Linked DNA regions of Mus musculus: all the other regions are linked to region 3. The links are chromatin loops, found by intact Hi-C in ENCODE. Cell type or tissue: heart. All regions are shown on one strand. Each heading gives the region's core, and the rest is flanking DNA. Links, peaks and the distances in the headings are about the cores only.

Region 1 (6,260 bases), core at 749-4,748, 260 kb before region 3:
TGGTTCTATAAAGTATGCATGGATCAGATGAAGTGGGATCACTCAGAACTACTCAAATAGCTCTCAGTTTTATATTAAAATGTAGAATCTAGCCCAAATTAGCCTAATCCTCAAAGAAACTGGACAATAGACATAATTTAGTGTTTCACTTCAAACTATTTCTCAGAACACGAAGTCATCTAAATTAATATTACAGAAATTATTCGCTATATTTAAAGTTTTCTATTACTTCATGGAATATAAAAATAAGAGCCCTAGCTTTTTTTTTTTTTTTTTTTTTTTTTTTTTTTTTTAAAAACAGGGTTTCTCTGTGTAACCCTGGCTGTCCCTCACTTTGTAGACCATATCGACCTCAAACTCAAAAATCTGCCTGCCTCTGCCTCCCCAAATGCTGGGACTAAATTGTGTACCACCACCTGGCTGAGCCCTAGCTTTTAAAACAAAACATTTATAATTTTCACACTGGCCTAAGGCAGCAACTTTCAGCCCACATATTATGAATTCCTCAAAGTTCAATGCAATTAAAGTTCCATCCTAATGCATGCTGGAGTTTCAGTACCTCCTTAGATTTTCTTTGGAGGGCTTAAAATATTTTACCATCACTTAATATACAGAAACATACCATTTACACTAGAGTTCCTACCCACTTTTAGTTTTCAGATACTCTCAAAGGAAAGATCATCTTTGTTCTTTCAGGTTTCTAATGAAATGACTTAAAGCCTTGTAAAGAAATGGGAAACAGAATATTTTCAGCATCATTTTGTATTCAGCTACTGGAGTTACACACACAATCTCAACTAGTTCTCTGAGCTTCTGAATCGCTGATCGTTTCCCGATGTGCAGAATTAGCCTGTGCAACAGAGAATACTCGAAAGTATGCTTGGGTTCTTCTTACTAGGCCCCAGCAGTACCTCCCTTGTACTCCCAGGACTCTAGTTTAAAACACCTCCAAAAGCTGCTAAATGTCCCTGGGGAACAAACCTAACCCAAAGTTGAGAATCGCCATTCCAAGTGAAGCTCATGGTACCAAAAAGTCGACACTATGCTCGTCAGAAGAATCAAGGAAAAAAAACATCTTTTTCTCTGATTGCTTTCCACCCAATTTATACTTGAAATAGCCGAGGAGCAAGATATGCCACTGTGTGCACATGAAGACATCTGGCTTAATTTCTACAATTACTGCTTTCAACAAGTCCTGTAATATCAGCAGTTTGGGAGGCAGAGGCAGGAGGATCACTTTAAGTTCGAGACCAGCCTAGTCTACAGAGAGTTACAGAAGAGCCAGGGTTACTTTCACAAAACCGGGGACTGAACAAGGAGAGATTGAAGAAGGGGGCGAGGGTTGGTGGGGAGGATGGAAGGAAGGATTGATTTCACTTGTAGGGAAAGCTAGGTTTTTACATCATACCGGATAAGCAGAATTTCGAGAAGGGACAGAGAGAAAAGACTGGGAGGACAGAACGTTAGGCACTGAAAGCACAGTCCATGAAGAAACCCAAGGACCTGTTTGTTCTCAATAGCCAGCCCTTAGATGGGAACAATTAGAGTCTATTTAACATGCCCGAGTAGGTAGCCAGATCCATCAAGCTGCTGTTGCCCCAAGGGGTGAGCAGGGCTAGACACAGGTTCCCATGGACTTGGAATTGACCTGAAGTCCTCTCATGATTCTCACTCAGAAAGAGGAACCCAAACGTAGTGAGACCAGCTGGGACCACCTCCTCTTCCCAGCCCCCAAATAAACTCACCAGTTACAGAATACCCAACCCTTTCTGGATACCAGGGGTTCTAGTCTGGGGTTTGCTTGCTACAGCATCGGAATCACGTGGGGAAACTTCTTAAACTCTACAAACTGAGTTCCCGCCCACCCGAGCTTGAGACCCGAGGCTGCAAAGCCATGTTTTCACCAAGGTCCCCAGGTGATTCCTACGCCCGCCAAAAGTTACAATTTGTCTCCTAACTTGGAAAGCACTGAACATCTGTGGCTTTTGCAGGGGCCTCCGCGACAACTAGGACTTCTTCCCGTACGCTTCTGGGGCCCACACCGATTGCTCCTGTCACCCTACAGGACCAGCGCGGGTTCAGGCCGGGTCCTACGCCGAGCCTCGGTAAAGCCAAAGCCGGCTCCGACAGCGCCGGGCCCACCTCCCCTCAGCCACCGGGCCCCGTGACGTGGCCCGGCCCGGCCCGGCCCGGCCGCCCTCCTCCAACGAGACTCCTTAGTCCTACGGGGAAACCAGTCGCCCCGGTGGCGAAGACCCGGGACCACAGCGCCGCCCGCTCCTTCCGTACCTTCTCCAGGGACGCGTCCATGGCTGAGGCGTCCGGTGCTGGGCCCGCGGTGCTGGGCACTACTTCCGCCTCCCGCGGCCCGCAGCGGTTTCCACGCTGGCAGCGCTGACGTCCTCCCCGCCCGCAGCCGGCGGGGCGGAGAGGAGGAGGAGCTGCCCCGCAGCGCGGCCCGCAGGTATCCTGCGGCTTGCTGAAGGCGGGGCTAGGCCCGTCGGGTGGGCGGGGCCTCCCGGGGCGGGGCCTTCTAGGCTTCCGTACTTGGGCGTCACGCCGGCCGGTCCTAACGCTGCTTGGTGGCAAGAACCCCGTCTATAGGGCGGTCCAACTTGAAGCCTGTGACGACCGTCGCAATGAGATATCCACCAGGTAAAATACTATCGACTCAGCTGCACGGCCCAAGCCAGGCTTTCAAGTCCTCCGCCGTCAACACCGGTCAGGAATGGAGTAGTTATTTACCTTAGCAGCCTAAGACCAGCGCTCACCCTTGCGCATGCGCGGGATGATGTATTTTGTCAGCTCTTTCCTCAGAAGTCCAGACAGAAAGGAATTCGAGGCCGCTGTTCTGGCGTCCTCCCTCATGTCACAATGATGGCTTGTCGGAGGATGGGTAATAATAATGATAATAGTAGGTCTGTTGCCTTTCCATTTTATATCAGAGCAGAAATTTGATATGGAGGTCATTATTATCCGTTTTAGGTTTAGTCCCTTGCAGCCCGGCAGTACACCTCATTATTCCCGCTTCACACCCGCTAGGTGGGGGTAGTGCGTTTTTAGTGAGTAAGAGCCCGTGGGATTTGTTTCCTACATTGCTCCACTACTGATGGGTAGGTGAAATGGGATCTTACCACCATTGTGGTCAGTGAAACTTCCTGCACAGAAGTCTGATGATGCTAAAAACCACAAAGCTATCCCTACCCTCTCTATTTCTTATGCAGCATGCTCCCCCAAACCCCCAGGTTGGGTCGGGTTGTCAGTGTAGTAATTATCTGCAGGCGGTCTCTACTTTGTATTTGGATAAATGGCCTGCTTGTGTTGTTAACATTTCCTAGCAAAGAAATCGTGTGTGCTGCTTTTGAGTGACTCTCCAGTTAACTGGAAAAAAAAAAAAAAAGTGATGAAATAGTGCCTTTTTTTTTTTTTTCCTTTCTTTTTTGGTTTTTCGAGACACGGTTTCTCTGTACAGCCCTGGCTGTCCTGGAACTCACTCTGTAGACCAGGCTGGCCTCGAACTCAGAAATCCGCCTGCCTCTGCCTCCTGAGTGTTGGGATTAAAGGAGTATGCCACCACGCCTGGCTTGAAATGGTGCCTTTCAAAGACTGAAAACTGATGTGCTCCTGCTTGAACAAAACAATGTGTTATGAAAATTTCCAAACCTGTAGAAAGGACAAAAGAATTTCGGTGAACAGTCATGTGCCCATTAGCTAGATTAGTTGCTATTTTCTTCTTTTTTTTTATCACATGTGTATTCAGATAACTATCCATCAATATTTGTGCTGGTACATTACAACTCTGAACACTTCAATATTATTAAAGACTTATTTTTTTTAGGCAGAGGTACAAGAAGTGTCTCCTCCTCCACCTCATGATTTGGAGGCTAGACTAGGAGAGATGCCGAAGTCCAAAACAACTTGGCTTGGTGACTCCAAACCAAACAGCTAAGGTGCTGATGGTAATGGTGGTTGCCACTAAGTCTGATGGACAGGGAGAACCATCTCCTGCAAGATGCTCTCCGACTGGCATATGCGTGCTTACACACTCACAATTTTTTGTAAGCAAATAGCAAAATAAAAACAAGCAAACAAAAACAGTGCACAGGCTGTAGAGATGGCTTAAGAGGTAAAGGCCTCTACCACTAAGCCCGGACTGAGTTTGATCCCTGAGACTCACAGTGGAAAGAGTAACAACTCTGGAGTTGTCCTCTGACTTTTGCATGTGGCACACATGCACACACACACAAGAGCTCACAAAATAAAAATGTAATAAAGATTTAAAAAAAGAAGCTCATAAATGTAACATTATCTCCAAGTAGTTAAAAAGTAGATTCAAGCCAAGCCTGGTGGTGCATGCCTTTAATCCCTGCACTTAGGAGGCAGAGGCAGGTAGAGCTCTGTGAGTTCTAGGCCAGCCTGGTCTACATAGAGAAACAAACCAACATCCCACCGCTACCCCCAAATAGACTCAACCTGTACAGACATATGGCTTGTATATGGTGAATGTTTACATCATTAGTATTTTTGAGTTAGGGTCTCACTATGTAGCCCTGGCTGTCCTGCTGTTCATTTGTAGACTGACCTGCCTTGAACTTGAAGCAATCCTCCTGTCTCCCAAGTGGTGTAAGCTATCACAGTGAAGTAAGAATTTCCTTGAGGGCTAGAGAGATGGCTTAGCAGTTAAAAACAGGATTCAATTTCCAACACTCACATGGCAGCTCACAGCTTTCATAATCTTTAGTCCCAGTGGAATCCAATGTACTCTTCTGGCCTCGACTGTGCATGCAGGCAAAACATCAAACACATAAAAATAATAGATAAAATGTTAAAAAGAGATTTTTCTCCAAGAGTAAACCAGAAGGAAACAAAGGAGGGGGGTATGTAGGTTTTTTTTTTCTTTAAATTCCACAACATAATTTTGCTGTGAGCTGAATTATTACAGCCATATTGTAAATAAATATTTTAATCTTTAATATTAAAATAAGCCAGTGATATACACTGATTCACTACAGCAATGCAAAAATGTGGGGTTTGCTGCCAAGCCTAATGACCTGTGTTTAATCCCCAGACCCTACAGTGTGGAAGGAGAGAACTGACTCCCTAAAGTTACCCTCTGACCTCCATACACACTCAAGAACGCGCGCGCACGCGCACACACACGTCAAATAAATACATATAACCCGATGTTCTTCTAAAAAATGATAACTATCAAAAGCTGTGAGGGATGAACAAGATGAATAAAGATATAGATGGAATTACTATTGTCCTCCGCTTTATTCTAAGAATAAGTAGGCGTTTGGGGAAAGGGCTGAGTGAAGACAGCTTTATTCCTATTATTATTTTGCCAGGGGTTTTATTTGTTTTTGAGACAGAGTCTAAGTAGCCCATGCTGGCCTCTAGCACTCTTTTTGCCTCAGCCTCTCAAGTCTTGGGATTACAAATATATGCTACCATGCTCGGCTATATAGAACTTTAAATGTAGTATTTAGATGTAAAGAAACTCATGTATGTACATATACCATGAATGTAGAAGTGAAAATGTCTAGGGTACAAAATAGACTAATAACAAGTGGGAAAGGAAGAATAAGGGTGCAGAGGGAAGTATGCTCAAAATATATCATTTTTAAATTAGTTCCCAACACCTACATGGCAGCTCACAACAGTCTGTAACTCTGTACCAAAGTATATCCATTTATGTTACTGTCTTAGTCAGGGTTTCTATTCCTGCACAAACATCATGACCAAGAAGCAAGTTGGGGAGGAAAGGGTTTATTTGGCTTACACTTCCATACTGCTGTTCATCACCAAGGAAGTCAGGACTGGAACTCAAGCAGGTCTGAAAGCAGGAGCTGATGCAGAGGCCATGGAGGGACGTTCATTACTGGCTTGCTTCCCCTGACTTACTCAGCCAGAGATCGTCCCACCCACAAGGGGCCTTTCCCCCTTGATCACTAATTGAGAAAATGCCTTACAGTTGGATTTCATGGAGGCATTTCCTCAACTGAAGCTCCTTTCTCTGTGATAACTCCAGCTGCGTCAAGTTGACACAAAACTAGCCAGTACAGTTTCCTAGTATCATGTTTTTTTTTTAAAAATAGACATCAATAAAGATAAATATGAGAAATTAGTGAGTGTAAGAGTTGTTCCTCACAATCAGGTGATTATTCCTCCAGCAGTCATTGACTGCCTGTAGTTCTCCATCAGTTCATGTGACATTGTATTACAGATGTTCCATCTGGGGCTGGGGACCCCACAGTCAC
Region 2 (6,260 bases), core at 1,339-5,338, 160 kb after region 3:
AGTGTAAGTGTTGATATTTCAGGTATGTGCTAAAGAATAATGTTTAAAAGGAGAATGACACAAATATAGCTCTTGATTCAAAGAGACAAGCGGAACAATGACATCAGTAATGATCAAATCAATATTTGTGCAAATTCAAGCTTATCAGTGCTGTAGCTTTAGTTAGGGACTATAGCTGAGTGGGAGAAAAGGTTGACCACAATTACAGTTCGCTCACACCCACAGCTCCCACGCGGATTCAGACAGTACTTTAATCCAGGGTAATTACAGAAAACCACCTGCCCTCCACAAAAGAGGGATGTGTCATTATTACTATTAATGCAGACCAACTTTTGAAATCCATAGTTTTGGGTTGTTTTGTTTTGTTTTGTTTTTTTGAGACAGAGTCTATGTAGCTGTGGCTGTCCTGGAACTTACTATGCATACCAAGCTGGCCTCAAACTCAGAGAGACCCACCTGACTCTACCTAGCTGAACGGTGGCAGATTCCTATAATCCTAGTACTTGGGAGGATGGGAAGTCAGATCAGCTTGGGCTTCATACCTAGGCTGTATCCCAAGGATAACTTCTTAGGCTGAACATGACCCTGAACTTCTGATTCTCCTTCTTCTATCTCACAAGTAGGCTGTGATGGGATTATAGGTGTTCATTACCACTCCCAATGCCTGTGTCGCTGGGGATTGAACCCAGGACCTCACGCATGACAAGCAAGCTACATTACTAGCCCAACAGTAGGATTTTGAAATGCCCAGCCTGGTTAGAAATGTAACATAAGGGGCGGAAGAGATGACTTAGTAAGGAATGTGTATTGTTCTTGCAGAGGACCTCAGTTTGCTTCCTGGTACCTACGTGGGCAGCTCACAACCATCTGTAACTCCAGGGGAACTCCGGGCCCTCTTCTGGCCTCCTCTTGTACACATGCGCACACACACACACACACACACACACACACACACACACACACACACGCACATGCGCGGGCGCGCGTGCAACACAACGGCTGAGAGGGAGAGGGAGGGAGGGAGAGAGAGAGGGAGAGAAAGAGAGAGAGAAACACAAAAATAAATCTTAAAAAAAAAAGAAATGTAATGATACTCGAATAAGGGACTATACCACTGCTAACTTATGGAGTCAGGAGTATGCATGTCAAATGTAACCTTATGTCTTGAAAAGGTACACTGTGACAAACATCAAAAGTTGAAATAAGTATACAGACTGAGTATAGAAAATGGGCTAGGGTTGAGCTGTCATCATCCCTTAACAGTAATATGGAACCTTCCTTTCTCAAATAGTCTTTTGTGACTAAACAGCAATTTTAGAAAATCAACATAATGCCTAGAATACAGTTAAGAACCCACTAAATATTTATAATATAGTACCTTACATTATTGATGAAAACTGTAGGTTAATAGTGCACTTTGCTCTGCCGATGGCAAAGGCATTAATATGCCACAATAATTAAAACCCATAGAGCAGTTCGGAAACATTTAGGTACATATAAGCAGAGTTTCTGATCTTTAGTAACTAACAACAGTCCTTGGCCACGTGATCGAGGATAGCCACTCTTAGACTTTTCACTTTTCTTCTCTTTTATTTCTAAAGCACTCCTTCAACCTTTCTACAGGTGTCAACCAATTATACTCTGAAACAGGTCCATAAAAGGACAGCTTTATCTTAAGATCATAACACAATCCCCGTTCTCTAGTTCCATCTTTGGAAATTAAGGGAAAGAGTCTTTTCTACTGGCAAGCATCCTGTCCCAGTTACTCTGAAGTACACACAGTACAGCCTCAAACTTTGCAGAAAACGCAAAGTAATGAGCTGGATTTGGGAAACGCAGCATGTCCTTCATACTTGGTGGCAGATTCCTAAACCATGCCTCAGCTGCCTTCTCCGAGGTAATGAACTCTACTTCTCAGAGAAAGAGCTAGGTGAAATGGAAGAGGTTTTAGACCAGTAAAAGCCCAGAAAATGTAAGATCACTGATTAGGAACAAGTTTTTATTACTTTTCTCTCAGACACAAAGCATACCAAGAACCAGAGAACGCAGAAGAACATATATAAGGAGGTCCCCCTCAATTTGTAGGGATAACCTCTGGGCTCTTTTATCATTTTGCTACTTGTAGTCTTATGCTTACAATGCTATTATTATAAAAATGCCTTCAGGAATTGGTCTTAACCCAACTTCTTTTCCATAGACTTTATCTTGAAATCCTATGAAAAGTTTATACAATATACATGTACTATGTATACTCCCATCCCCAGAACAGCTCATTGACTCATGTGAAGTCCCTCCTGGGGACTGAGGTATGTCTGCTTTTGGAATGCTCACCAGCAGTGTCCCCAATACATATGCAGTCAATAGTTACTACATCTTAGTCTCCAAACTATTCCATTTGGTTCTCTCCAGATTTCCATTACCGTTGGCTTAGTCTCTGAATTCCTTGACACTCAGAACTAGGTTTATTCTACGGGAAGCAGAATGGCATGATTAAGCCAGTGCACCTTATGGGGTTTCCACACGAGTCGATTTCTATCTAAATTATCGTGGATGAAATATTCCAACTCTCATGTATGAAATGGACATAGCGTTGCTACACAGAATCAAGTTGGATGAGTTGTTAAGGGTCTGATAGAATCACATACTGAACCTTAACTCCAATTACAACTCAAACGTTAACTCTAATTACTATTCAGAGTTAACAGTATACACGCGTTATTGATGTCTACTCCTTGTTTTGTAGTCCTGGGGATGGAACCTGCATGCACCCTGCACACAACCAACCATTTTGGAAAACCTCTTCCGAAAAATCCTGAAGAGCCGCCAGGATGGACAACTCTGTCTCAGGTTTCTGCCAAAGGACAAGGAGGACCTAGCCATACGTTGTCGTCCGGATGGGCTAGCCGTGCAAATCATTGGGAAGTGTGTCTGTCACCAAATCGTGGCTGTGGTGTTGTCGTGGTCAGCTCGGAACGCAGGCCTTTGGGCGCTGTCTGCTCAGTAGGGTTCTAAGAGATACCCAGAGGTCCTGAGGGGACAACAGATACCAGTCCCTTCCTCCAGCTCAAAGGCTGGCCCTAACATAGCGCATGCGCAAAGGCCGCCCCTGGTGGGCCCTGCCACCCTAGAACGACCCTGGAAAAAGATGAGCCGATGTCCCGCGCGCTCTCCTTCTGTCCCATCCCTATCATATACGGAAGGTTCGACGCTTCCCGCAACCGAGCATCCCCTCAATGCACTCACCAGCTTTCAGTTCCGTAACAGTCGCCATTTTTCAACGGCTGCTGGTGCCACGCCTCTCCAGTGCGTACGCACGGCTCTCGGCGCGGCCTCCAACCAATAGGAGTATGGCTCTGCTAGACCGCGTCTGTGCCTGCGCTCCGGTGATTGGCGAGCCGCCACATGAGACTCCACCAATCAGCGACCGTGTGAGGCGGGCTACACTGCAGAAAAGCTTGGAGCCAGAGCCAAATCTGTACCCAACTGCTTTGCCTTTTGTCGCCGCCCAAGTCCTACAGGTCAAGGTGCTGATTGTTCACCTCCCCTCCCCGCACCTTGGCAGGCTTTGTGCTCAGTCCGAGTCCCAGACACAACCCAGCGTCAGAATTACCTGGAAGACTGGTTAGAACAGACTGCTCTGACCCACCCTTGGGTCTTTCTGAGGCACGGACCAAGAGTTGGTTTTTCTGTCAACTTCCAGAATGCTGTGGATGGATGCTGTTAGTCTGAGAAGTGCCACCTTAAAAATCATCTTACACGGCACCCACTCGAAAGTGAACACTAGGAAGTCTTTACACGCCTCAGGTCAATGATGCCCGTTATACAGAGGAGGAAGTTGAGTGTCTAAAGGAAGATCACTGGCAAATGGTGGAGCAGGTGATAACCTAAACCCAGGCCAGCATCTCTTCAAAGCTTGCTCTCTACACTACCGTTAACACCGAGTACATTTGGAATCCTCGAGTTGTTTGTGGAAACAGCTGATAAAAGATTAAGAAGAACAAACATGGGAATAATACATTCAAAATGTGAGGCAGTATAATGGCAGTTGACTCTCCAGGGAGTCTAAGACACTGGACCCTTAAAATTCTGGACAGCCCAATAGTGGAAGTCTATGAGTGGATGCTAGTGAGCATATTTTCGAGGAAGTAAACTGTAAGAAATAGAAAATATAGACTTTAAAAGAAATCATTGGGTGTTTGTTTGTTTTTGTCTCATCTTGTAGTCCACGCTATCTGGGCATTCACTCTGTAGCTCAGGCTGACATTGAACTAACAACAAACACTCTTTTTGCCTCATTCTCAAAGTGATGAACGCCCCTATACTGCCACAACTTGGTTTTGTTTTTAAATTTGCCTCAGGGAGATAGATGTATGTTCTTCCTAAGATTAGCTTTGTTTTGTTTTTTTTCTGAAGTGCACAGGGTGGCTTTGAATTAGCCCTCCTTTCTTTAGCCTCCCAAGTGCTGCAATGACAGGAGTACATCACCATATCAGGCTTCTGAGATATTTCTTAAAGTGGGTAGCAGTTTTAAAGTTTGAAATCCATTTAGAGGAATGGCTCAGTGAATAAAGTTCTTGCTGCATAAATTTGAAGACCTGAGTAACCTTCGAAACCTGTTCTGTAGCCTTAGAATGGTCTTACTCAGTTAGGCTTTCCTATTTTGTAAAACCATGGTGCCTGAATACTTGGTCAGTAGCTCAGGAAATTAGAAGGATTAACCAATTCTACAGGTGAACAGCACTATTGATATACTGATGAGGAATTCCAGAGGCAAAGCATTATGTGACTTAGTATTCTCACCATGCTCACCAAAAATAGATACAGAGCCGTCATCTCAAACTTTCCCTTAACCTTCTTAACCTCACTTCTTCCCTAACCTTCTGGGGTCAGAGTGGGCTCCGCCTCTATCTTGGGAGTGAGTAGGGCCGAGAATGGGGAAAGGCACAAATTAAAAGAAAGTTTCCAAGTAGATATACATGACACTGGCCCACTCATAATGCCAAGGTTATATCAACTTTTTAGAGACAAGACTTCTCTGTGCCTGGTCCCTCTTGGGGTCAGTTGGAGCTTGGGTCAGTCATGTAGGATTCCCTTACCATGGAGCTTCCCAAGGAGAGGGGAGGCTGTGGTGAGGCTGCTTAGAAGACCACCTTTCAGGCTGGCGAGATGGCTCAGTGGTTAAGAGCACTGACTGCTCTTCTGAAGATCCAGAGTTCAAATCCCAGCAACCACATTGTGGCTCATAACCATCCATAATGAGATCTGACACCCTCTTCTGGAGTGTCTGAAGACAGCTACAGTGTTCTTACATATAATAATAAATAAATCTTTGGGCCAGAGTGAGCAGAGGTCCTGAGTTCAATTCCCAGCAACCACATGCTGGCTCACAACCATCTGTACAGCTACAGTGTACTCATATACATTATATAAATAAATAGCCGGGCGTGGTGTCAGACGCCTTTAATCCCAGCACTCGGGAGGCAGAGGCAGGCGGATTTCTGAGTTCGAGGCCAGCCTGGTCTACAAAGTGAGTGTTCCGGGACAGCCAGGGCTATATAGAGAAACCCTGTCTCGAAAATAAATAAATAAATAAATAAATAAATAAATAAATTAGAAGAAGAAGAAGAAGAAGAAGAAGAAGAAGAAGAAGAAGAAGAAGAAGAAGAAGACGTCAACCTTTCTCCTTCCCTGCAGTGTTGATTGCAAGAGTGCTCTCTCAAGTCTATAGCACACATGAGCACCCTCTGGAACTTCCCAAGGAATCTGGCACTCTATTTAGTGACAAGTCATCTTCCTCTGATCCCCATCTGGCTCTACGCCCCAAGGTGTGCCAGGTGACTCATGGATCAGTCATGTCACAGCAGAGGGTGGCTTGCATTGTACCTGGAACCAACAGAAAGGCTGAACTCAACCAACAGAAAGGCTAAACTCACCAGCATCATGACATTGAGGACTGCCTGCTAACTCTGTCATCCACAGCAGGTGCCCAGGCCAGCTGCATCGAGTGACAGAAAACCCTGTCTATTTCACCTGTGTCTTTGAGAGTATATGTTTGAAGAATGATGGGACTGAATTCTCACAAGGCACTTCACCCCATAGATAAAACATTTATAGAATATAAAGTCACTGACTCAGCAAAGCAATCAGAACACTAGGGAGAGGTGACATTACATTCAGATTTTAATGAGCCTAAAGGCCAGTTCTCCCCACTACAGTGAGGCCATGGAATTCACAAGGAATAGAAACAACATTTAAATGTT
Region 3 (6,260 bases), core at 1,098-5,097:
AACAACAAACCACATTCAGTGATGATTTATCAGAGATTTCATCTGTGCATGTAAAAGATAATTTCTTTCCACTATAACTCTGGTAAGATGCTTCTGAGATTTTTATATCTTCATGATAGGCTGAGAGGAGAATGGTTCATAATGCATTTCAAGTCTGGGCGGACTGATCACACAAAGTAAAGTATGGTCGGCAAGCCAAAGTCAGCCTGCTGCCTGTACACATGTGTGTGTGTGTGTGTATGTCTATCTAGTTTTTCTTAGACAGGATCTGATTCTGTAATACTGAAGTAACACTCTTCCTGCTTCAGGCTCCCAAATGCTGAGATTACAGGTATGAGGCATGACACACTTGGATTTAAGTGGCCTGTAAACTAAGAATATATTTTCAATTTCTTAAATTATTGAGAAAGTGTTCTTAAACATGAAACTTAAACTTTAGTATCTGTAAAGTTTCATTAGGACATAGCTACACTCCTTAAGTAATATCTATGGCTGAGTTGAACTAGAGTTGAGACTTGAGTCCTTGCCATATGATCCACTTGTAAAACTGAATATATTTACTTTTTGGGTAGTGTGCTGAAACTATTTAAGTTTCTGTTTGTAGGCCAGGGAATGCATGGAGCTTAGTGGCATACAGAAGGGTCTAGGTTCAATCCCAGACACAGAGGTAGAGAGGGAAGAAAGAGAAGGGGGAAAAAAGTCTGTTAGTTTGTTTCCTTGTCTGTACACAGCATTTTAAAAAGTGAATTAGAAAATGCATGCACTTCCATTTTCACCACTATATCCTGTGCTCAGCCCAAGACCATTCTGTGGTAATCACAGAGTAATCGTTTGTTGAATGAAGGAAGTAGAGAATTAGCCTAGTACAGTTTACCATCACTACTTCCATTACAACACCTGTTTTTATAATTAAATCCAGGTTGGACCAGGTGATGGTGGCGCATGCACTTAAGCCTAGTACTAGGGGAGTCAGAGGCAGGTGGATCTGTTTAAATTGAGACCAGCCTGATCTAGAGTGAGTTCCAGGACAGCCAATGATACACAGAGAAACCCTGTCTCAAACAACAAACAAACAAACAAACAAAAAACCACACACACACACACAAAAACAAACAAAAACAAACCCCACAAAAATCCAGAAATCCAGGTTTTATATCACCCAACACACTCCACTCTTATTCATAAGAACTTGTTATAATCACAGTGTTCATAATTTCAGCGTGCTTAAATCTTTCAAAGCCAAATCCTAAAATGAACTACCATATCTACCACTTCACTGAGAAACAGAAACGTTTAAAATAAAGTTTCATAGCTAGCTTCAGGTCAAAAGGCTCACCTACCTCTTTCTACACCAAGGTGCCTTCAATATTGCTCAAAGAGCCAGGAGTGGTAGCTCAGGAGGCAGAGGCAGGAGGATATCTGCAAGTTTAAGGGCAGCCAAGTTCCAAGCAGCTGTGGTTACACAGTGAAACTCTGTCGATAGATAGACAGATAGACAAGGCAGGCAGGCAGGCATATATAGACAGATTACTCAGTTCAAACAAATATAAGGAAAAACATTAGTGGCCTGCAGCCTAAAAATTTCCCAAATATTCCTAGGAATTCCATTTAAGCAGCCGAATCAGTCAGGGGAAGTTCTAATGTGAGAGAGTCTTCCTTTCTGAAACTCAGTTTCTGAGCAACTTAGACAGTGGCTGAGAATGCAGTGTGCAACATTGTACTGCCTGCATGTTGGTTCTGAAGGCCACCTATCTGTGCTGCTGTGGGCATGTCATCTTTATAAACATAAGGCCCATCTCTTGTGAGTCTAATCATCATAGCAACCCCCTCACTTATTTATTTGTAGTTTGGTGACAAGAGATACCTGAGGATGAATTATTTCCCAAATGACCTCCCCCCTGCCACAAACTCCCAGTCCTATGTATTTGCTCGTCTTCTACCTTTTAACTAAAATGACTCTTTTTTCTCCAATAGAATATAAATTCCATAACAATATTGACTGTATGTGAATATACGGTATCCCAACCTTCCAACTCAACTGTGCCTCACAAATATCAATAAATGACCCTGGACAAATGTAGAGCTCACTGAAGGTGAAGAAAGACCATTTAGCTGACAATTTCCTTGTATGCAAAACAGAAAGATCCTGGAAAGTCCAAAAGATACTAGTGCAACTAGAAAGCACCACGTTCGTGCTAGAATTAATTGGGGAGGTGGCTGAAACTGAAACTGCATCCAAAGTGGCTATTAAAACAAAAACAAAAAAACAATAAGGGACTCAGCCACACAACTGTCCTTTTTCTCAACTTTCCAACTTTGCACATCCTGCGAAGGTTGCTACTGACACCTGGAGGGCCGGGGAGCGAGCAGGAAGACAAGCGCCAGCTGGGACTAAACGCCTCGGAAGAGACCGGGGGAGCACTGGAGAGCGACTTTTTCGCACGGCCCCTTCGGCAAGTCCCAGTCCCGGTCCTTCAATCCCAGAAGCATCAGTCTGAGGGGGGAAAAGGCGTCGTTTCCAGACCAGCTACGTTGCTGATCAGAGCATCCGGTACGCCCTAGTGGAGTCCCGGCACTGACAGAGGACTCACCTCAGCCACTAGCTCCTTCTTGGCTCACATTCCGACACCGCCGCCTACCCCCCACCCCCCCCAGGCCCTTTATTTTGATTCCCGACTCCGCAGCTCCCGCCGCCGCCGCCAAGCGCTCCCTCCACTTCCGCTTCCGCCCCGCCCCGCCCCTGTCGCAAAACCGATACGCTTCTCTACTACTAGCCCCGCCCCTCTCTCCGAGCCTCCCTGCCTCACCTCTTCCTCCATAATACCACACCCTTCCTCTGCTCCGCCCCCTATGGCCGCTCCCTTTCTCCGCCCATTCCCAGCCCGTCCCCACTCCGCCCAGTCGCTTCCTCCAGTAGCCCCGCCCATTCCCCCGTCCCTCCCTTCCCCTTTCTGGCTCCACCCCTCCCTGAGTCTCGCCCAGTCTTTTCTTTCGCCCCGCCCTCGCCTCCGCGTATTTCTCCGCGCAGGGCACGCTGGGAAGTGGGGGGGGCGGGGCCTCGCGGCCCTGCAGCCTCGTCAGGCTCAGTCCCCTCCCGATAAACCTCAAAATAGGGTCTTACCTAGGGGGCTGGCGGCGTATTTTTTTTAGCAGGAACCCCAGTTTAGGAGTTCTCACTACTGGTTTGATGACGCCATGTCGAACGGATCTTCCAGGCGAAGAACTAGGGAGCTTTTGTGATGGAGTCAAGGAAAGGCTTGCCAGATGGGATTTGTTAGGGTTCCGCTCTAAAAGGTCTTGGGAGCGAGGACTAAGGAGAGAAGATTAATGTGAAATAAAGTATTAATGCTCTGCCTCGTCACGTGATAACCCTTATTTTTACAAATTAAATCGTGCACGTTGCACTGCATCTTTTAGCGCAACCTAGTGGCCAGTGGAGAAAGAACAGTTAAACCTGCCAAATGGGCTTTTGGCAAAGTCCTCCCTACCTATAGCAGTTTCAGTGCTGATCAAGTACATGCAAAGACTGCTGCTGAATATTGACACCAACAGTTAAGAGTACATGATATCCTTACCCAGTTTTATTTTTTCTTTTCAGAGACAGTGTCTCACTTGTGTAGCCTTGGGTTGGCCTGGAACTTGCCCCGCAGACTATGCTGTACTCGAACTTGCAGTCCCTTGCTTTCTGAGTGCTAGGATTAAAGGAGTTTGTGTCACCTGGCAAACGTTTTGTTTTAATAAACCTAGTGCTTTGTAACCAATACTTTTCAGATGACAGGTTGGCCACGAAAAAGAAGATGCTAAAGTTATAAGAACTTTGTGAAATCAAAAATACTTCATGTTTTAAACAGATAAACTGTTCTGTATCCTCGCTACCCCTATCCCCAACCCCACTGAGCCTTGAAGGCTTCACTTTTACTTGACCTAAATATGAGTTGGGTTTTTTTGTTTGTTTTTCCAGACAGGGTTTCTCTGTGTGATAGCCCTGGTTGCCCTGGAACTCTCTGTACACTAGCCTCAAACTCAGAGATCTGCCTGCGGTTGCCTACAAGTTCAAGAAGTAAAAGCATAACCTTTATTTAGAACCATGCCTGGCTTAAATATGAGTTTTCAGGATTCCATAGGGGGAAAGATAATTTCTGAAATTTCTAGCTCTTTGCTGCTTTCTGTTACAAGTTAGGAAAAAAATATAATCTAAATGTAGGCACAGTATAGAATGTCCTAGCTGGTTATTACTTTAAAATAGTTATACTTAAAAGTCTGCCAGAAGCCGGGCAGTGGCGGCGCACGCCTTTAATCCCAGCACTTGGGAGGCAGAGACAGGCAGATTTCTGAGTTCGAGGCCAGCCTGGTCTACAAAGTGAGTTCCAGGACAGCCAGGGCTATACAGAGAAACCCTGTCTCGAAAAACAAAACAACAACAACAACAAAATTAAAAGCACTACCTACTATTTAATAAAAGTAGGTTTCAACTTTTTGCCAGAAGTAGTGGCACAGTTCCAGGGCAACTAGAACTGCACAAAGAGACCCTGTCTCATTAAAAAAAAAAAAAAAACCAACTTCCTTTTTTTTTCCTTTGCTCAGTAATAATCTTCACATTTATGAAACAAAGATAACAGAGATTTATTATTGGTGTTTCACTGGATACTTTGCATTTGATTCAACTCCCCAAAGACCTAAGTTACTAAACAGAGTTCTCCTCTACCACCCATGAGGACAGGATCAAAGGAAGAGAAGTCAAACTCTCAGCTTGGTCACAGCACAAAAGCTACAAACAAAATGAACAGAATTTTTTTTTAAAAAAAAAGAGCAAAGCCAACTACAGTAGCCCAGGACTTTGATCCCAGCTCCTTCAAAGGTAGAGACAAAATTACAAATTCAGCTTATCCAGGCTACAGGGTGAGCTTAGGTCCAGCCTGGGCATCTTAGAAGGAATTTGACTAAAAAAAAAAAAAAAAAGAAAGAAAGAAAGAAAGAAAAAGAAAAGAAAAGAAAAAAGGGGGCTGAAGGTATAGGTCAGTGGTAGAGCATTTACCTAGAGTGGGTAAGGTATTGAGTTCAACCAACAAAACTGAGGAGAGGGGCAGGGGGCAGGGGGCAGGAGGCATTACTTGTGTAGCCCAGGGGAACAGAACATGATTGTAAGAGTCAAAAAGAGCCTTCTGAAGCTCCTTTTGTTAGGTACAAAATCGAAACACTTGGATTTCCTGTACCCTTTTTCTCATCTTTTAAACAATTCTAGGAGGCTGGAGATACAGCTGAATGATACAGTATTTGCTTAACATGGCCAAGGGCCTAGGTTCAAGGCCAACACTGCCAGAAATGTAAGCTAACTATGCCTTTCTCTGGCTTCCCAGTCTCTAAATAGTCTTCAGCAACATTTGGCATCTGAAATTCTGTTTCCGTTTACTGTATTAACCCTTTAAGATCAGATTCTTTGTCTTAGTCACCAGGTTGTAAAATTACCTGTGCCTAATAGTATTTAATAATTAATGAACAATTAATGGCTTAACGTTAAGAAATTATTATTAGCTGGGCCTGTGATCCCACTGAAAAATAAGGCTAAGGGAATACTCAGAAATTTGAGGCCAGCCCAAGTTACATAGGAAAAGTGTTTCAAAAAAGGAAAAAACAAGGGGCTGGAGAGATTGCTCAACAGTTAAGAACACTGATCTCCTAGAGGTCAATTCCTAGCAACCATATGATGACTTTTTTTTTTTTTTAAAGATTTATTTATTTATTATATGTAAGTACACTGTAGCTGTCCTCAGATATCCCAGAAGAAGGCATCAGATTTCGTTATGGATGGTTGTGAGCCACCATGTGGCTACTGGGACTTGAACTCGGGACCAGTCGGGTGCTCTTAACCCCTGAGCCATCTCGCCAGCCCTGTTTGTTTGTTTTTCAAGACAGGGTTTCTCTGTGTAGCTCTGACTGTCCTGGAACTCACGCTGTAGACCAGGCTGGTCTCAAACTCAGAAATCCGTCTGCCTCTGCCTCCCGAGTGCTAGGATTAAAGGTGTGCTCCACCACTGCCCGGCTTATTTACAAAGCACTGCACAAAGTCTTGTAAACTTATTTATTTAGCTCGGGGGGGGGGGGGGGGGACGACGACGACGACCATTTTATCCACGAGTAATTAAATACCTTGTTTCAAATACACATAGCTAGTAAGCGGCGGAGTTAGGATTCAAAGTCAAGTTCTTTCACATTAAACTATTCTGTCTCAGAAGAAGCCACAACAGTTAAAGATTCTATTT
Region 4 (6,260 bases), core at 952-4,951, 340 kb before region 3:
CTCTCTCCCTCCCTCTCTCTCTCCCTCTCCCTCTCCCTCCCTCTCCCTCTCCCCTCTCCCCTCTCCCCTCTCCCCTCTCCCCTCTCCCCTCTCTCTCTCCTCTCTCCTCTCTCCCTCCCAAGTGCTGGGATTAAAGGCATGCGCCACCACTCCACCACTGCCCGACTGTATTTCTTTATCTCATGCTAGTCTCCATAACATTAACCACGCGGAGAAAACAAGATTTATTCCAAGCAGCTCCTCAATAGCTGAGGAGTTAAATGATCTGTTAACCTCTTAAGATAATCTGGCTACCTCCCACCCATGACCCCAATTCTTATCGTCAGGTTCTTTGGGCTTCGTGTGTTTTCATGATCTTGCTCCAGACTCTTTCCTCATTGCTCCAGTTCATCCTCCTAGCCTATCTGAAACTTATGAAATATAAAGCTCCGGGATAATGCGGTGGGCGGGCCCATGTCAAGGTATCCCCCTGAGGAATCACACCTTGAGACAGATCAAATATAAAGATGAAATGAATAGGGATATAGAAAGGGGCAGAAGCGGAGGACAAAGAGAGGGAAGAGAGGCTGCCTGAGAACACATGGGAATAGAGAGTGAAAGAACTGGGGTAGTGACTCCTCTGTATGCTGGTGCTGCTGTCACACTTGCCTTGCACCTGGCGGGCAGCGGGCAATGACACAAGCTGTTGCTGGGTAGCTCTTGGCCTGAGCCTGGTGGAATTGTACACCAATAGAAACTCCCGCTCTCCTTCCCTGTGGTCCCTGCGTCAGACCCCAAGCCCCTCCTACTTCTCTTCTGCCCAGCTGCAGGCTGTAGGCACCTTCATTAACCAATCCGGGATAACTGGGGGGTGGGGGGTGAGGGGGAGGAGTTATATAACAAAAGCAGGTATATGTGAGGACCCTGTTTCTTCCGCGCTTACGCCCCCGCGGTGCTAGCTGGGGCCGCAATTCTCGGGTTCCCCACGCCTTCTGCACTACGTCTGCCAGCTGAAAGGGACGTTGACTGAATAAACTTTTGCGAATCAACTCGGCCGAGGCAGGGGTCAGGGCTGGGTGACGCAAAGCGCGAGGCTACCCTCGAGGTTCTCCTTTCCGCGTCCTTAATGCTCAAGTCTCTGCGACTACAGCTGCTGGCACCAGCCAGGAGGGACACGGGTAGTGAGTGGACGCCGACAAAGTTTGGACTACATCTCCCGTGATGCCTTGCAGCCCAAGGGCTATTCCGTCTCCTCGATCTCTTCGGGCTGCTCCACGTCCGCCTGGACTACACATCCGGGCCGAGTCCGCGGTGGGCGCGGCGCCCACGGTGGGCGTGGCATGCCCCGAGGCGGGGCGAAGCGGAGCGGGGCGGGGCGGGGCGGTGGCCACCTAACTCGGCCTGGCGGCGGCCTAGACGATGCCACTGCTGGTGGATGGGCAGCGCGTCCGTCTGCCACGGTCCGCTGTGGAGCTGGTCCGGGCGCACCCGCCTCTGGAGGTGAGCGACCTACCCGGGCTTTCGGGGCGGATGGGAACTCCGCAGCCCGGCCGCCGACGCGCTTTCACTAGGGACCTGGTGAGACGAGGCCCAGAGAGGTTAAGGTGACTTACGGAAGGTCGCACAGCGCGTACACAGCGCGAGGACACTCGGCGGGCTCTGCAAGTCGGGGCGCTCGTGCGGATCCCCGCATTACCCAGCTGCAGAAAGGTGTGGGCGGGGGTCCCAGTTCTTTGCGCGCTCATTCCTGCCCCCCAGGGCGTAGAGGGGCGCGGATTATTTTTTAGCTAGAAATAAGGGATTCGTTTGGAAGTTGCTGGGTCCGGGAGGACTGCTCCCTGATGGAGTCTTGTTCTTTCCTTGTGGGGACTTCTGAAAGAGGGCTCATAGTGAAGGCAGTGATGACCAAGTATCCCACATACTAATTTGGACTCAGCCCGTCCATGGATCTCACATAGTACAGTCTAGGACGGGACCTGTTTCCTAATCAGTTATAGCCTTGAAGGAAAGATGCCCACGTTCCCTCTGAGAGGTGAAGCACTGCGTCTCTGTGGAGTTTGTGGTTCTGTCTGCTTACTTGCTTTGTCTTCCCCTGGATCTGCTTCCTGGAGCAAATGCTTCCTGAAAGCAGATGGCATTGTGCTAACCGAATATTTGTTGGGTAAGTGAATGGGCAGAATGACCCCTGAGAACTACGGGACAGGGAGACTGACTGTTAATTTGAATTTCAAGACAGCCTGATCCTAATACTGGCTCCTACAAATCGGGCTAGGCACTGTACACTGTGTCGATGAAGCCAGAAATAACACAAGAAAAGTTCCAGCACTTCAAGGATTTAGGAGCCTCTCTCCTGTGTCTGAAACTTGTAGTTTTAGTGGCCACGCAGCACATTACATGAGGCAGAGACGAGGTGATGTAGGGTGGTGTCTCCGGAAGCAAGGGTTTGGTTTATTTAGGGAGACGCAGCCCAGAAAGGATGCAGAGTGGAGAGTTGGTTTTCAAGAGCAGGGAAGTGGGGCCAAGGAGGCCCCCAGTGAGGAGGGCAAAGAGGGCTGCACATAGAGGCCAGGGGAACAGTTGGAGTGAGGACTTCAGGCCCACTTGCCTTAGGGGATGATGTGAAGGCTCCGTAGAGGAAAGTAGAAAATCAGGTCCTTGGTCACAACCATTCTTCTAAGTTTTGGTTCAATTTTGTTTTTGAGACAGGATTTCTCTGTGGAGCCTTGGCTGTCCTGAACTTGTTCCGTAGACCATTCTGGCCTCAAACTCTGAGATCTACCTGCCTCTGCCTCCCCTACTTTATTTATATGCTAGGCAATCTTCTGTTTAAAAAGATTTGGGATAGGGTCTGTGTTGCTCTGGAGTCTCACTGTAGGCTGGCGTCTGGCTCTAAGAGCTCTTCTCTCTCCTTCATCCCACATGCTGGCGTTAAAGATGTGCACTAGCACATGCTGATCTTTCTGTACTTATCTGTGTGAATGTATGCGCACATAGGTGAGTGTGTATGTGTGTGCACAGGGAGGCCAGAAGGTGGCATCAAGCACCTGTCTCTCCACTGTGTGTAATTCCTTTGAGTCACGGTCTCTCCCTGAATATGTGTCTTAGCTAGGCTGGGATGGAGCAAGCCCTAGCCATCCTCTTGCCTCACGCACCTCAGAGTTGGGGTTACAGTCATGTGTGGGAGTCTTGGCTTGTGAGTGCTGGGACCCCACTTCTGGTAGGTTTCCCACAGCAGTTTTAACTACTGCAGCATCCTCTCTGTGTGAGCCCTGTCCTCCTTTTCTATTTCAGAGAGACAAGCTGACCGTGAATGCCTTGAGACCTCTTACTTCAGTGATACTGTGATTAGAGTTATTATCCAATGTGCCCATCATGATACATTAAAAAAAATTATTCTCAGCTGGGCGTGGTGGCGCACGCCTTTAATTTCAGCACTCAGGAGGAAGAGGCAGGCGGATTTCTGAAGTTTGAGGCCAGCCTGGTCTGCAAAGTGAGTTCCAGGACAGCCAGGGCTATACAGAGAAACCCTGTCTGGAAAAACCAAAAAGAAAAAAAAAGTTATAAGAAAATTATTCTCTTATTTATTCTCTTATATATTATTACATCCTGACTGCAGTTCCCCTCTCCACTCATGATCTACTTTTTGAATGACAGCATACTATATATTGTCTTGTTTAGTTTGGTTTGGTTTTTCTGATACAGTTTCACTCTATAGCCCAGGCTGGCCTTCCACACACTCATGTATGCCTCAGCCTTGTAAGTTCTAGGATTGCAAGTGTAAACTATAAACTACCATGGCTGGCTTATTCCTCTGTGCCCTGTCCGTTCCTTTCTCTTTCTTTCTTCCTCCTTCTCTTTTTTCTTTTCTCTTCTTTTCTTTTCTTTTCTTTTCTTTTCTTTTCTTTTCTTTTCTTTTCTCTTCTCTCTTCTCTTTTCTCTTTTCTCTTCTTGTCTTTCTCTTCTTTCTTCCTCTCCTTTCTCTCCTTCCTTCCTTTCTTTTTCTTTTTCTGGGGGTAGTGGTGGTCATGGTGGTGGTAGTGTGAGACAGGGTTTCTCTTTGTATCCCTGGCTGTCCTGGAACACAGAGATATGCCTACCTCTGCCTCCCAAATTCTAGGATTAAAGGCTTGCACCGCCATGCCTGGCTCCCTGTATTTCTTTCTTGTGTTCTATGAGTACACGGCCCCAGTGGGTCATAAGCCTGATTAGTACCCCTCCCCGTTTCCTGCAGTTACACTTCCTTGGGCAACCCCAGCCTGAACATTTTAGATGGAAAATTCCAGAACACTTAACTGTCGTGTGCATGTCTCCCAGTCCTCCCTTCTTTCATGAGAGGTCTCACTGTAGCTCCAGCTGATCACCAACTCATGATCTTCGAAGCCTCACAGGCAGATGCCACCATGCTGGCTAGGAAGTTTGAAACACCTTTCATCATAGCTTGTTGTTAGGGCAATCCCATATTGCTACTGTTAAACTCCTTCCCCAGTATGTCTGGGTTTACTGCTGTCTGATTTTAGGCACCCATTGGTCAACCACAGTAGAAGGCCCCATGCTGTGAGAGTATCTTTGCTCTTATTTACTAGGTTGAGGGCTGTGAGATCAGACACAGTGTGGTGGTTTAAGTGAGACTGGCCCACATAGGCTCATATGTTTGAGCTCCTAGTAAAACTATTTGGGAATGAATAGGAGGTGTGCCCTTCTCAGAGGGGGTGGGTATGGAGGTTTCAAAAGCCCATGACAGACCCAGTGTCTCTCTGCTGCAAAACTCTCAACTATTGCTTTTAACAGCATGCCTGTGTGCTTCTCAGCAAGGCCCCAATTAAACGCTTTTTTTTCCTTCTTTTTTTTTAAAAATAAGAGTTGCCTTTGGCATGGTGTTTCTTAACAGCAATAACCGTGATACAGTGTGACTGTCCTAGGCCCCAAGTTTAGAAAGAAGTTAGGATTGGAACCCTGGTGTCTGCTTTTCACTTTGTTGTGTAATTCAGTACAGTAGCCCCTAGCGATGTGGGGCTGCTAATACAAAAACTTAACTGAGCACACGTGGAGAGGCCCGTAAGCATTAGCAGTCAGTATGCTGAGATAGGCCATTTGGGGATTACACAGTATGTTCCAGGGTAGACAGCAGTCAGAAACTTAGGGCTTGGCACTCATGAGTGGCACTCACTGTGTGTTGACTTCTGCTGGTTTTTTTTTAGAGTTTTCTGTGCTGTGCTGGGGATGGAGCCCAGGGCCTCCCACTCCACACCCCTGCCACTAAGCCACACCCAAACTTCCTGCTATTAATTTGGTACATAGCCCACGATTCACTGTGGAGCAGGTACTTTCACATTTAAAGAAAAGCGCCCGCCTTTAATCCCGGCACTCAGGAGGCAGAGGCAGGTGGATTTCTGAGTTTGAGGCCAGCCTGGTCTACAGAATGAGTTCCAGGACAGCCAGGGCTACACAGAGAAACCCTGTGAAAAACCAAAAGAAAAAAAAAAAGAAAAAAAAAAGAAAAAAAAGAAAAGTGCCATTGGAAGGGAAAGATGAACATAGCAGAAGGGTAAGAGGTGTGGGCTGGTCCTCAGAGTTGCAGATAAGAATTCTTCTTTTCTCACTGGCCACACACAATGCCTATTTCTTAAGCTATACTGGCAGAAGAAGTGAAAGGAATATTTTATAACAGTAAATTACATGAATTCAAATTTCCATGTCACCTGTCACTTTTTTTGTTTTTGTTTTTGTTTTTGTTTTTGGAGACAGGGTTTCTCTGTGTGCTCCTGGCTATCCTGGAACTCACTCTATAGACCAGGCTGGCCTCGAACTCAGAAATCTGCCTGCCTCTGCCTCCTGAGTGCTGGGATTAAAGGCGTGGGCCACCACGCCCGGTACCTGTCACATTTTATTAGAATACAACCACATCCATCGCTCTGGCTCTTTCACTGCGTAACTAGAGACCCTTAACCTTTAGGCTTTTCTTCTTTCTTTTCTTTTTTCTTTTTCTTTTCTTTTTTTTTTTTTTTTAAGATTTATTTATTCGGACATGCCAGAGGAGGGCATTAGATCCTATTACATATGATTGTGAGCCACCATGTGGTTGCTGGGAATTGAACTCAGGACCTCTGGAAGAAGAGCCAACCTTTAGGCTTTTCATCTAGTCATTCTGACAGAAACGTTTGCTGACCTCAAACATAAAAAGCAGTGTTGGGCTGGAGAGGTGGCTCAGCGGTTAAGAGCACTGACTGCTCTTCCAGAGGTCCTGAGTTCAATTCCCAGCAACCACATGGTGGCTCACAACC
Region 5 (6,260 bases), core at 809-4,808, 490 kb before region 3:
GTCCAGACCTCTGAGGTAGGAAGACATACATGCTTAATCCAGATCTTGAGGCAAGAAGACACACACCTTTAATCTAGATCTTGAGGTAGGAAGACACAACTCTAATCTGGGCCAACCTTCTGCTGGCAGCCTATGTAAGGACCTGGAAGAAGGAAGCGCTTACTCTTTGCCTGCTTACCCTGTAGGAAGTCCATTCCTTCACTGGCATTGAGGCCCTCCTTCCAAAAGACCAACTTAGACATCCAGCCTTGTGAGACTGAACAAGTACTAGAACCTTAGACTTGCTGGTCCCAGCTAGTCATTGTTAGATTATTTCCTCTCATATCTAAATATATACAGTTTGCTTCTTTATTTTAACAGAGTGCATTAGTGAGGGTAACCTAGGGTCACAGAACTTTGGAAATTATTCTCTGTCTCTGTGTGTATGTGTCTCTCTCTGCTTTGCACATCGGGAATGATGATACCTTTACCTGCCCTGGAGCTCGAACATCTCCCCCAGGATGCTGACCTTCAGAAACTTCTGTTAGAGACTAGACCTGATCTTCAGCTGAGATACATCACACAGGTGAGCAGCCTTGGGAAGATAGGCTTAGGACCATAGTTAGGAACTTAGTGTGAACCTTGTGTGATAAACCTCAGCGTAATACAACGTAACTTTCATTACACTAAATACTATGCATATCTATCTCCCTTCTTGCTTAAGACAGAGGCAGGTTGATCTACAGATTGAGTTCCAGGACAACCAGGGGTACACAGAGAAACCCTGTCTACAAACAAACAGGGGAAGTATGGTGGGACACACCTGCAATCCAACCATCTGGAGAGTTCATTTGAATTCAGGACTAAACCTGTTCTACAAAGGTTGTGTCTTATTTATTTATTTATTTATTTATTTATTTATAATATATGTGTGCTCTCCTGCATATGTATCTGCTGCCTGAAGATGGCATCAGATCCCATTACAGATGGTTGTGAGCCACCATGTGGTTGCTGGGAATTGAACTCAAGACCTCTGGAAGAGCTCCCAGTGTTCTTAGCCATCTCACCAGCCCAGGGCTGTGTCTTAATAAGGAAAAATAATCTTAAATGGTAAATTCTGTTATGTATCTGTTATCACAATGAAGAAAAAAAGGTTTCTACCTTTACTAGATCACTCTCTAGAAAGTAAATTCTGCTAGCACAAATCAGTTTTACTCTTTACCAACTTGAAAAGAACACTCTCATTTATTCCTTTAGAGGTGGCTGATCTCAAACTCATTCCATAGCTAAGTCTCCATAGTCTTAAACTTTTTTTTCTTTTTCAAGACAGAGCTTCTCTGTACAACAGTGCCCTGGCAGTCTTAAGAGGACTCACTTTGTAGGCCAGGCTGGCTTCGAACTCACAGAGATCCTGCCTCTGCTTCCTGAATTCTGGGGTTAAAGCGCTACCATGCCTGACAGCCTTCAACTTCGAATCCTCTTGCCTACTCCTTGCCTCGTTTGGGGATTACAGGTGTGCCACCGAGCCCAGTTCGTTTATATGCTACTGGGATCGAACTCAGCACAGCTTGGTATGTTAGTCAAGCAGTGTACCAACTGAGCTTCATTCCCAGCCCCATCTCCAACAACGTAGAGATGTTAAAATTTTGAAAGATCAAATCAATGATTGTCCAATTAAAGCAAGCTGTATTTGGGGGGTACACCTAGGCTAACTGACTGTCTCCTCCTAAATCGGGTTTTGAGAGAGCAGCCTCTGCTGGCTTATAGGAGATAAGAGTTTAAAGAGTTGTTTAAAGAGTTGGCTATTGCCGGGTCTGGTGGCGCATGCCTTTAATCCCAGCACTTGGGAGGCAGAGGCAAGTGGATTTCTGAGTTTGAGGCCAGCCTGGTCTACAAAGTGAGTTCCAGGACAGCCAGGGCTATACAGAGAAACCCTGTCTCGAAAACAAACAAACAAACAAACAAACAAACAAAACCCGAGTTGGCTATTAACACGTTTTTATAAAGATACAATGAAAGGGAAGGAACGAGGGCACGTACATGTGAATGGGGTTGCAAACAGTTTATTAAATCAGAACTGAGAAACAGGAACTTTTTCTTTCTTTGGTTAAGTTTCACTATGTAGCTTTGACTGTCTTGGAATTCACTCCGTAGACTAGACTGGCTTCGAACTCACAAAGATCATCCTGCCAAGCATGGTCTCACAACGTCATAGATTGAAAACATAGTACCATTGAGTTCTCAACAGATCTAGATCAAGGTGGGTAGCTGCGGAGTAAATGTGATAACGCCATTTTACCCCAAATTCCGACTCTATAAATAAAACTTTAAGGACTGCTTCTGTGGTTTTCTTCATAAATGTGAAGTTAAGATCTATTACGATGCATTCGGGCACTGTGGGAGACTTTGATGGCTGAATAAAGCTAGCTAAATACGGGAACGCAATCCAGCTGGAACCTCCAGACCTGGGGCGGTGACTTCTGTGCTTGGCTCGGACGAAAAGGAAGGGGCGGGTCGCGTTGGTGCGCATGCGCCCGCATGCCCCTAGAGCAGCCGCTCTAGGCAGCCGGAGGTCGCACGGGGTTGAGAGCATAAAGAGGTCTCTCCTCTATGGTTGCGGGAGCTGATCGTAGTCGGCCCCTAGGCCCAGGTTATTTCCGGAAGCGAAGCCTTGTCCTCTACTTCCGCGGGGTCCTGGCAGGTGGCGGTGACAGAGTGGGTACCAGGACTAGTGGCGAGGTGAGCTTCGGCACGGTGTGGGGTGGTAATGGTCCGGCAGGGCGCTTGGCTTGAGAGTGCGGCGCGGGAGACGGAACTGAACCCGCTCCCGGAGCTGCGCTGGCGGGGACTGAACCCGCTCCCGGAGCTGCGCTGGCGGGGTGGGTCCAGGCTCTGGGGCCTCCTCACCCCGGCCTGGACGCGTCCCAGCAGGGCTGCGGACCGTAGCCCCTTCCCTTACGAGGCGAAGACCCACGCCACTGCAGGTCTCTAGTCCTCCCCCGCGTCGGGGTCTGGGTCAGAGCCACTCGACCCTGGGGTGGTGACAGAGATGGGTCTTGTTTCCACTTACTTGCGGGCTATGGGCGCCCGCCACGTCGGCTAAATCCGAGGCACCTTCCTGTCCCAAGGCAGAGGGTTTCATAATGGGAAGTGAGGATAACGGAACATCAGACTCCAAAGTGACACCGAGGCTGACCTAGAACTTAGCTCTTCTCATTCCCATACACACGACTCAAAAATCGTGTGCTGATGAGAGCGTGTGTGTGTGTGTGTGTTTTAGAAGAGAGACGCTGTGTCTAACTGGGGACCTTTAACTGGGCAAGGGGCAAACCCCTAACTTTGGTTGAGAAGAGAAAGTGGGAGCCATTGGGTCCTCCCCACGGAAGCCCATTGGCCCGCCCTTGGAGTGGCCCCAACGTCACACCAGGAGAGGCCAATGCGAAGGAGTTTTCCTTTCACCTTTAGGTACGGACTGCACGTGCTGATGAAGTTTTATTTACTTTTGTCAGTGCTCTTTTATAAACAGCCTGGATGTGTCCCGACCAAAGTGCACGGTATATGCCAGGGAATATCGTCCATAAACCTGATGGGAAAGCTGTACTCTGTCCAGGCTGTTCACACACACACACACACACACACACCCTTTTCCCCCTTTCTCTCTGGCAGTATAAATGCTAACCACACTGTTAACAGCATTCAGTAAAATGTGACAGTTAGTAATGCTATTATTATCAGTCAGCAAACTTTTTACCTGGTCGAAGTTTGACATCTAATCCCACAATCCTTTAGCGATAATATTAGTATGGCTTGATAAATGGAAAGTAATGAAGCTCGAGGAGAACAAAGGGTGACCAGATTGGGAGCCCAGGTTGGCCTCGCTCTGAAGACTTAACTTTGGTTTTGGTTCTTTGTTTGTTTATTGGGGGGGGTGCATTTTGAGACAGGGTTTCTCTATGGAGTCCTGACTGTCCAATAATTCACACTAGGCTGGCCGAGAATACACAGAAATCCACCTGCCCGTGGGGATTAAATGCCACCATGCCTGGCTTGTTTTATTTGTTGAGAAAGGCTTTATGTAATCCAGGCTGGCCAAGAATAATTCTTGGACTTCTGATTTCTCTGGCTTTCTGAATTGAGTAGCAGGAAATGGAGAAGGGAGAAAATGAAACTCTTGAACTGAGTCTAGAAATCTGGACTTATGCAAAAGAGAGATTTCCCTGAGTGGTGTGTGCCACCATGCCCGGTTTATACACTGCTGATGATAGAACCAGTCAGCAAACACTCTACCAAATAGTCCAGATTAGGTAACACACAGATAAACCTTACACAGTTAACTTGGGTTTGGAGTGGATTAATCATCAAAGACGGTTTGGATCTTGTGAGTGGATACTTTTGACTCAGAAATCTTAACAGATGGGAGTGTAATGATCCATTTAAGATAGTTATTGACAACCATGCTGATTATGCCAGTTAAAAAATTTTAAGTCCTTTTAATTGATGACAAGACCATAAGTGGCCTTATGCCTCTGAAAATATCCCTTGCTGCCTCTGCCCAGGGATAGAGTTTTTAAAGACAAAAACCTCAAAGACCTTAATTTACCTCAAAGTTAGATGAGGATCAGAGTAAACTTTCATTCCTGGCAGGGCATAATTTTAGATGTAACCTCAAATGGGTATCCAAAGCAGACATTGGGTTGCGGAAAAGGGAAAGACAAAATACATTCAAAACAGGATGGCATTACCTTAGTCATTTCAGGAGGAACATTTGAAGAAAAAAAAAAAAAACACTCAAGGAGCAGAAATTTATAGGTGGTCTATGAACAGAGTCTAATCTTAGTAATAGAAGGAACTCCTGTGAGTTGTGATATATGGTTATTATCCCCACTGTTATAGGGATACAAAGAAAGGTAAATGACCTACCCTAGATCAAGCAGCTAATGGTTTGTTGAGCTAAGATTTAACGTGATCATTCTGCCTCAAGTTTGTGCTGTAAGTGAAAATGTTCACTTGACAGCCAGACATGATGGTGTCCCAACATTTAACAAGCCAAAGCCTGGTGGTGCAGACCTTTAGTTACTTGGTAGACCAAGGCAAGAAGATTGCAAGTTCAAAGCCTTAGTTATATGGATTGGGGCTGAAGGTACTACCTCTGTAGTAGAGTGTGTTTAGAGTGAACAAAGTCCTGGCTTCAGTTCCCAGCACTAGAGAAGTTAGTTTACTACTATGTCATTCATATTCTTTACTGAATAAAACCACAGCTGTAGGTTTTATTTAGTCTTATTTTCTTTTTCCATAGCAGGGAGTGTTGTTTTGTTGAGATGGTTTCATGCATCACTCGCTGGCTGGCCAGTGATGACCTTGAACTCTTAGTCCTTCACCACTGAGCGGCTGGGATTACAGGCCTGTGCTGTCGGGTCCAGTTTAGTGGGGAAGGTTTTGGGCAATTTGATGGGAATTTTGCTCTAGGGAGATGATTCAAACATTGAAAAAAAAGAAATTCACAAAAAGAGAATAGGAAATGAGCATTATTTAAGTTTCACTTTAGCCATACCTAGTCTGTCATAATTAGGCATTTACATGCAGATTACATGTAGTTGTAAACTTCCAGGCTCTTGTGAAGAACTTGTTTCAGGTACATAGTCAGGTCCATATCTATAAATTGCATATCTGCAAGTTCAATGGTGAATGAGGGGGAAAATTCAGTTCAATTGTGGGCTAGAGAATGTAGCTCAGTAGTATAGTGTTTATCTGTTGTGTACAGTGGCCCTGAGTTCTACCTCCAGTCCTGCCAGAAAAATCCAAGAAGTTCCAAAAAGCAACATTTGATTTTTGACGTATGCTAAGTACTACACTGAATCAAGAGGAATGAGGCTATGTGTAGGTGTACACACCCTTCGATAGCTTCCCACCATTTCACAGATCCTTAGCCTCTCCAGCTCTCTGGGCATTGTTTGCCTGGTATTCTGATCACTTGTACTTTGTAGTCAGGCTTACTGTGGTTGCTTGTATAACAAGCATGTTAAGAGATGACTAAAAGAGCCTGGTGGTGGTGGCACAAGTCTTTAATCCTCATACTTGGGAGGCAGAGGTGCATGGACCTCTGTGAGTTCCAGAATAGCAAGGCTACACAGAAACCAGAGGGATTGGAGAGAAGACTGGGGGATATAGGAAACAGTGCATAGGCCACTTGCAAACACTGTCCTTGCCCAGAAAGGACTTGCACACCCATGAATCCTGTCACCCTGGAAAGTCCCGGAGGAGACACCAAAGGAGGACTGTGT

What was found. Hi-C counts contacts between places; a loop is a spot of excess contacts. Peaks named below come from ENCODE experiments on the same cell type or tissue, not always from the same donor. Only the 100,000 strongest peaks of a DNase experiment are listed, where the experiment ranks them.
Region 1: it touches region 3 in a loop (10-fold over the local background); 21 of 42 quality-filtered maps call a loop at or near these places.
Region 2: it touches region 3 in a loop (3-fold over the local background); 5 of 42 quality-filtered maps call a loop at or near these places.
Region 4: a loop joins it to region 3, with 2.6 times the contacts of the local background. A loop is called at or near these places in 11 of 42 quality-filtered maps.
Region 5: it touches region 3 in a loop (2.3-fold over the local background); 8 of 42 quality-filtered maps call a loop at or near these places.

What each region holds. Positions count from the first base shown.
Region 1 is chr16:13,900,626-13,906,885 of GRCm38, forward strand. It overlaps Pdxdc1 (pyridoxal-dependent decarboxylase domain containing 1), which reads right to left and starts at 2,520. Exons shown (of 23, transcript NM_053181.3): 1 at 2,290-2,520. The coding sequence starts at 2,310. It also overlaps a transcript of Mpv17l not described here. In heart, for the core only: a CTCF peak has its summit at 3,034; a DNase peak (open chromatin) is centred at 2,536; H3K4me3 peaks cover 2,243 bases; H3K27ac peaks cover 1,812 bases.
Region 2 is chr16:14,314,051-14,320,310 of GRCm38, forward strand. Cep20 (centrosomal protein 20) reads right to left here and starts at 3,282. Exons shown (of 5, transcript NM_025345.2): 1 at 3,244-3,282. The coding sequence starts at 3,271. In heart, for the core only: a CTCF peak has its summit at 3,134; a DNase peak (open chromatin) is centred at 3,351; H3K4me3 peaks cover 1,806 bases; H3K27ac peaks cover 1,330 bases.
Region 3 is chr16:14,156,553-14,162,812 of GRCm38, forward strand. It overlaps Marf1 (meiosis regulator and mRNA stability 1), which reads right to left and starts at 2,722. Exons shown (of 27, transcript NM_001081154.2): 1 at 2,592-2,722. It overlaps Mir484 (microRNA 484), which reads left to right and starts at 3,074; the gene lies at 3,074-3,140. In heart, for the core only: a CTCF peak has its summit at 3,424 (motif pointing left); a DNase peak (open chromatin) is centred at 2,829; H3K4me3 peaks cover 2,070 bases; H3K27ac peaks cover 1,478 bases.
Region 4 is chr16:13,817,958-13,824,217 of GRCm38, forward strand. Ntan1 (N-terminal Asn amidase) reads left to right here and starts at 1,294. Exons shown (of 10, transcript NM_010946.4): 1 at 1,294-1,479. The coding sequence starts at 1,399. In heart, for the core only: a CTCF peak has its summit at 3,035 (motif pointing right); DNase peaks (open chromatin) are centred at 1,274 and 2,432; H3K4me3 peaks cover 1,856 bases; H3K27ac peaks cover 1,589 bases.
Region 5 is chr16:13,669,361-13,675,620 of GRCm38, forward strand. Bfar (bifunctional apoptosis regulator) reads left to right here and starts at 2,498. Exons shown (of 8, transcript NM_025976.5): 1 at 2,498-2,718. In heart, for the core only: a CTCF peak has its summit at 2,681; DNase peaks (open chromatin) are centred at 2,501 and 3,371; H3K4me3 peaks cover 1,953 bases; H3K27ac peaks cover 1,829 bases.